Linked DNA regions of Homo sapiens: region 2 is linked to region 1. Evidence: chromatin contacts called from ENCODE Hi-C or POLR2A ChIA-PET data. All regions are on one chromosome and are shown on one strand. Each heading gives the region's core, a stretch centred on a gene start or an enhancer-like site at or near the end of the contact. The rest is flanking DNA. Distances are from core to core; before and after follow the strand shown. Region 1 holds the start of MADCAM1 (mucosal vascular addressin cell adhesion molecule 1). Region 2 holds the start of FGF22 (fibroblast growth factor 22).

What was found. A loop is a pair of places that touch in the nucleus more often than their neighbours do. ChIA-PET counts read pairs that join two places held with the same protein, here RNA polymerase II (POLR2A). Pooled maps may share reads with other maps.
Region 2: a pooled map shows a loop between it and region 1 (2.5-fold over the local background). The contact joins the promoter of FGF22 here to the promoter of MADCAM1 in region 1. A Hi-C loop is called at or near these places in 3 of 168 maps with a recorded cell type or tissue (CD14-positive monocyte, gastrocnemius medialis and naive thymus-derived CD4-positive, alpha-beta T cell), 7 of 37 single-sample maps with no recorded cell type and 20 of 50 pooled maps. POLR2A ChIA-PET finds 5 or more read pairs at or near these places in 2 of 52 experiments (HEK293T and activated T-cell).

The regions. Positions count from the first base shown.
Region 1 is chr19:495,018-497,821 of GRCh38, reverse strand. MADCAM1 (mucosal vascular addressin cell adhesion molecule 1) reads right to left here and starts at 1,336. Exons shown (of 5, transcript NM_130760.3): 1 at 1,271-1,336. The coding sequence starts at 1,322. RefSeq lists a silencer at 1,969-2,018.
Region 2 is chr19:638,438-641,241 of GRCh38, reverse strand. It overlaps FGF22 (fibroblast growth factor 22), which reads right to left and starts at 1,363. Exons shown (of 3, transcript NM_020637.2): 1 at 1,103-1,363. The coding sequence starts at 1,316. RefSeq lists a silencer at 1,191-1,680 and an enhancer at 2,022-2,747.

The sequences.
Region 1 (2,804 bases), core at 87-2,586:
GCGGCTCTCGCTCAGCCCCGCGGAGTCCCGGACCCCGCCCCGCCACCGGCCCTGCGTCCCGCTCCACCCCCGGACCCCGCCCCGCCTCTGCCCGGTTCCCGGACCCTCCGCTGCACCCCCGGACCCCTGCCCCGCCGCTACCCGGACTCCCAGGCTCGGTCCCTGAACCCCGCCCCGACCGCCGCCTCTGCCCCAGTCCCCCGAACCCCAGCTGCCTGGAGCCAGTTTCGCTGCGGGTCAGGGGGCCGCGCGGAGCCCCGCAACTTCCCCTCTCAGCCCCTGCCTCCTCCGAGCCCCCTCCTCTGGCAGGATCACCAATCACCCCCTATCTCGGAGCCCCTTAACTCTGAGCACCCCTCGTCTCTCCCGCGCCCCCTCCGAGCCCCTCCTCTCTCCTGCGCCCCCTCTTAACTCCCTCCTCTCTCCCGCGTCCCCTCCCCGCTCACCGCGCCCCTTCCTCTCCCCCGGGCCCCCTCCCCTCTCCCGGGCCCCCCTTCTCTTCCGAACCCCCTCCCCTCTCCCGAGCCCCCTCCCCTCTCCCGAGCCCCCCTTCTCTTCCAAACCCCCTCCCCTCTCCCGCGCCCCCTCCTCTCTCCTGAGTCCTCTTCACTTTACTGCGCCCCCTGCTCTCTCCTGCGCCCCCTCCCCTCCGCGCCCCTCCTCTCTCCTGCGCCCCTTCTCTCTCCTGAGCCCCTTCTCTCTCCTGAGCCCCCTCCACTCTCCTGCGCCCCCTCCTCTCCCCTGCGCCCCTCCTCTCTCCTGCGTCCCTCCTCTCTCCTGAGCCCCCCCACTCTACTGAGCCCCCTCCCCTCTCCTGAGCCCCCTCCTAACTCCCTCCTCTCTCCCGCGTCCCCTCCCCGCTCACCGCGCCCCTTCCTCTCCCCCGAGCCCCCTCCCCTCTCCCGCGCCCCCTCCTCTCTCCCGCGCCCCCTCCACTCTCCTGCGCCCCCTCCTCTCTCCTGCGCCCCCTCCCCTCCGCGCCCCCTCCTCTCTCCCGCGCCCCCTCCTCTCTCCTGCGCCCCTCCTCTCTCCTGAGCCCCCTCCACTCTCCTGAGCCCCCTCCTCTCTCCTGCGCCCCTCCTCTCTCCTGCGTCCCTCCTCTCTCCTGAGCCCCCCCACTCTACTGAGCCCCCTCCCCTCTCCTGGGCCCCCTCCTCTCTCCCGGGCCCTCTCCTCTCTCCTGAGCCCCCTCCCCTCTCCTGAGCCCCCTCCTCTCTCCTGAGCCCCCTCCTAACTCACTCCTCTCTCCCGCGCCCCCTCCCCTTCTCACCGAGGAGGAGCCCCAGAAGCCCCGCCAGCAGGAGGGCCAGTCCGAAATCCATGCTCAGTCCCCTCTGTCCCGAGGCCGCGGGGAAGCCGCTTAAATAGAGGCGCCCACTCCTTCCCGCCGCCCGGCGACCCCGCTCCAGCTGCTCCCCGGGGGCTTCCCAAGGGGCTTTCCTGGCCTGACCCCCGACCCTGGAGGCGGCAGAGAGGCAGGGGCTGGGGGCCAAAGATGGGGCGGGGTCCCGGGGCCACTCAGGACGGGCAGGCAGGAAGGTCTGGGTCTGTTCCAAGCCTCATATTCAGGCACGGGAAGATCGCAGACGGAGGCCGGAGGGTCGAGGTCAAGTGCATGGAAGTGGGACAGAGGCTGGGCAGCGCCGCCCCCACCCCGACGGCGGGTCCCCTGCACTTTCTTTTCTTTTTTTTCTGAGTTTCGCTCTTGTTGCCCAGGCTGGAGTGCAATGGTGCGATCTCAGCTCACCGCAACCTCTGTCTCCCGGGCTCAAGCGATTCTCCTGCCTCAGCCACTCCAGTAGCTGGGATTACAGGCATGCGTCACCACGCCTGGCTAATTTTGTATCTTTAGTAGAGACAGGGTTTCTCCATGTTGGGCAGGCTGGCCTCGAACTCCCGACCTCAGGTGATCCGCCCACCTCGGCCTCCCAAAGTGCTGAGATCACAGGCGTGAGCCACCGCGCCCGGCCCGCCTGCACTTTCCCGGGCGGCCGCACAGGGGCGGTGGAGAGCAGCCCTCCCCCGTTCCGGAGCTGCAGGCCGGGTCTTGTTGGCTGGGGTCCCCTGGGGGTCAGGTGAAGGTCGCTGGGGATGGAGGCCCCCTGGACTGAAGTCTCCTGGCCGTGGTGGAGCTGTGAGACCCTCCAGGACGTGGGACAAGTCACCCCATCTCTGAGCCTGGCTTCCTTCCATCACACGGGCAGAGGCCGCCCACCTAGCAGGCCTGGCTGGAGCCTGGGAGCCCGAGTAGGGGCTGCCTCTGTTCCTTGGTCTACACTGAGACCTGGATCTCGGTCCACAAGAGGGATCTGGAAGGGATGCTGGCTGGACTCCCACTCACAGCTGCCATCAGCGAGTCCTGGGAACCTCATCTTCCAAACGCACTGGAATCCACCCACCTGTTCCTCCAAGCCCCGCACACTGGTTCTGTCTCCGCTGGTGGCTTGTTTACCCCCCTGCATCACCGGGACCCTCCCAGGGCCTCTGGGACTCTGCCCGGGCTGCTCCTCACCTTACCCAGGTTCTGCCCACCCCCTCACCCCCTCGCCCCCCACCCTCCTCCGCTGTGGTTCCCAGGGTGCTCTGCTCCTAGCTCAATGAGGGCCTGTGGTGGCAGTCGTGATGGCTGGCTCCCCTCCACCCAGGGGCCGGTCCTGTGACCCTGGACCCCATGCACCGCAGGCACGCGGGAATAAAATGATGGAGCATTCCTGCTGACCTCAGGGTCTGTCTGTGCCTCAGTTTCCCTGGCCATGGAATAAAAAGCAGCAGCCAGTCCATGGGGTTCCAAGCATTGCCAATCG
Region 2 (2,804 bases), core at 114-2,613, 140 kb before region 1:
CTGCGCGCCTCTGCTCTGGGAGCCCCAGGAGGGTGGGCGTCTCTGTCACCACTGGGTCCCCCATGCGGAGCACAGCACCCACAAGGTGCCCGATTAGTGACCAGCGAATGCACGAAGGGCAGGAGAGCCCTCAGCTAGCCCTCACCCCCATCACCGTCCAGCTGGGGAAACCGAGGCTTGGAGAGAGGCAGAGACTGTTCCAGGTCAGGCAGCGGAGCCAGGCCTCTGCCCCGGCCCGAGGCCACCCCGCCTGGCCATGCCCGCCATGGATGGACCGGCCCAGCCAGTCCCCTGTCCGCCCTCGTCACGTGCGGCCTAATGAGGGCCTTGGCGCCCAGATGAAAGCGGTGGGAAGGACAGGGGGTGATTACCTGCCCTGATGGTGGTGATTCAGGCGGCAGCCAGCGGGCCCGGGCCCCCTTCCCAGTGCCCCCCGCCCGGCGGGGACACCGACTCCCCTGGCCTCCAGGTACCCACATCCCCTGCTGTGCCCAGCCTCTCCTCTTGCTCCTGACATTCCACAAACACTGAGGGCCTACCTCAGTGTGCTCGGCAGACCCTGGGGACAGAGACGCCCGCTCCGTGACGTCCTGGGCCCTGTGGGGACCCAGCTCCGCCACCCCTGTCAGTGTGACCCTGGGCAGGTCCCATCCCTTCTGTGTGCCTCCTTGTCCTCACCTGCCAGATGGGGTGTCTGGGAAGAAGCAGAGGGGGCCCCGACTCAGGCAGCCCTGACTGGATTCTGTGATGTCAGGAGTCCGGAGGTCAGCCCCCCGCCGCTTCCGCCATGCAGCTGGGCCTGCCCCAGCCCCTCTGGAGCCTCAGTTTCCCACCTGCAGATGGGTGGCCCCACCCACAGGGTTGTACCACACGGACGCTTCTCTGCCCCTGAGCCGGGTCCGCCGCTGCAGCCTTCGCTTTAACAGTGCAACCCTCCCACCAGGCAGGCTGCACCCATCTCACAGACCACGGAAACTGAGGCCGAGGCTGCACAGAGGAGCCTCCGGGACTCCCCCGCGGGCGCAGGTCACCGTGAAGACGGCGGCCGCGTTGCCGTCACCCGCCGCCTCCCCACCCCAGGCCCCCGCCGCCCCGCACTCACTGTCCTGGCCGTGGCGCCAGCGGGTGCCCTGCACGCGGCCGCCGGGATCCACGCGCAGGAAGAAGTGAGTGGAGGAGAAGAGGCGCCGCCAGCGCACGTCGCCCTCCAGGTGCGGGTAGCTGCGCGGTCCCCGCGACGCGCTCGGGGTTCCCGCGGCGTCCGGCGCCCGCGCCAGCAGCAGCCAGGCCAGGCCCAGCCACAGGCGGCGGCGCATGACCCGGCACCCGGTTCGCTGCGCGCTCGTCGCTCCCGGGCGTCCGCGGCTCTGCCTTCGCGCGGCGGGGCCAATGGGGCGCCTCGGGGGCGGGGCCGGGTTCGCTGGGGCGGGGACGCCGGCCAATGGGGTGCCTCGGGGCGGGGGCGGGGTCCACTTGGGCGGGACCAGGCTAGGGCGCCGGCCAATGGGACGTCTCGGGGGCGGGGGCCAGGTGCACAGGGGCGCGGCCGTGCGGGACTCCGCGCTCGGCCTCCGCGCGTTTGTTGTTTGTCTCGCGGGGCGTGTCCGTGAGTCAGCCGAGTCCCCGGGCGGGCTAGGACCTCGGGTTGCGGGGGCGGGAGTGTGAGACGCGGGCCGCAGAGACCTGGAGGGAGACAGAGACCCGGAGGGAGACAGAGACAGAAAGACGGCGGCAGTCAAGAGACACAAGGAAGATGACCGGGAGAGACGAGAGAGACACAGAGACAGAGAGGGGCAGAGGCGGAGATGCTTGGGGACAGAGATGGACACGGGAGGTCCTGCCGCGTGCGTCAGCCGTGGGACCAGCCAGGCTCCGGGGCATGCCCTCGTGGGACTTCTCTCCCCGCAAATTGTAGTTTCCCGAAAGCCAGGCCCACAAGGGTGTGGGAATGCGCGGGTGGGTGGGCAGGTGACGACTGGGGACGTGTGTTTGGGCAGGTAGGTGGGCAGGAGGGAGGATAGCCACGTAGACCTGTCGGTGGCCGGCTGGCGGGGCACGTCGGAGGCGGCAGGAATGGGGCGGCCCCATTCGCACCCACACTTGCTCCTCCCTTAGAGCCATACCCCAGGCCCCACGGGGAACCACCCAGCAAGGCGGCTGGCCCCCACCCTTCCTCTGCCTGCCCCATGCGCTGGGCCCCAAAAGGTGAGCACAGTGACCCTCACAGACTCACAGCCAAGTGGAGGCATTGACAACTGGGGAAACCGAGGCCTGAGAGGGGCGGCGACCTCCGCTGTGGGGACACAGCTCCCAGCAGCCCAGTCCTGGCCCTGCGGCCACAGCCCCAGGTGGCACCCACCTTTAAATAGCACCAGGCTGAAGACATGGCGACCAGCCTGTCCTGCCGGGGAGCCCTCTGGAGGGATAACCGGTCTGGCTGGACGCTGGGATGCCTTCTTGGTGGCTCAGGCATCTCCTGACCCTCTCTTCCTGGCTTAGGCGGGTCACACAGAGGGTGTGGCAGGTGCCACAGTCTCAGGGACAGGGGTCCCCATGGCTGAGGTCCAGCCTGGCCTGGCTTCCCACACTAGAGCCCTGTGGCCAACACCCCAAGCTTCGGTTCCGCCTCTGTAAAATGGGCCAGTAAAGAGACGTCTGGAGGAAGACAATGAGACCCTCCACGGAGCACGCTGGGCAGAGGGCGCGGCACCAGACACTGAAGAAATGTCCACCGCCTTCTCGCCAGCAGGAGCCCAGGTCTTCCCTTCTTAGAGTGTCCGCCCCCCACCGCGGAAGGGTGATCT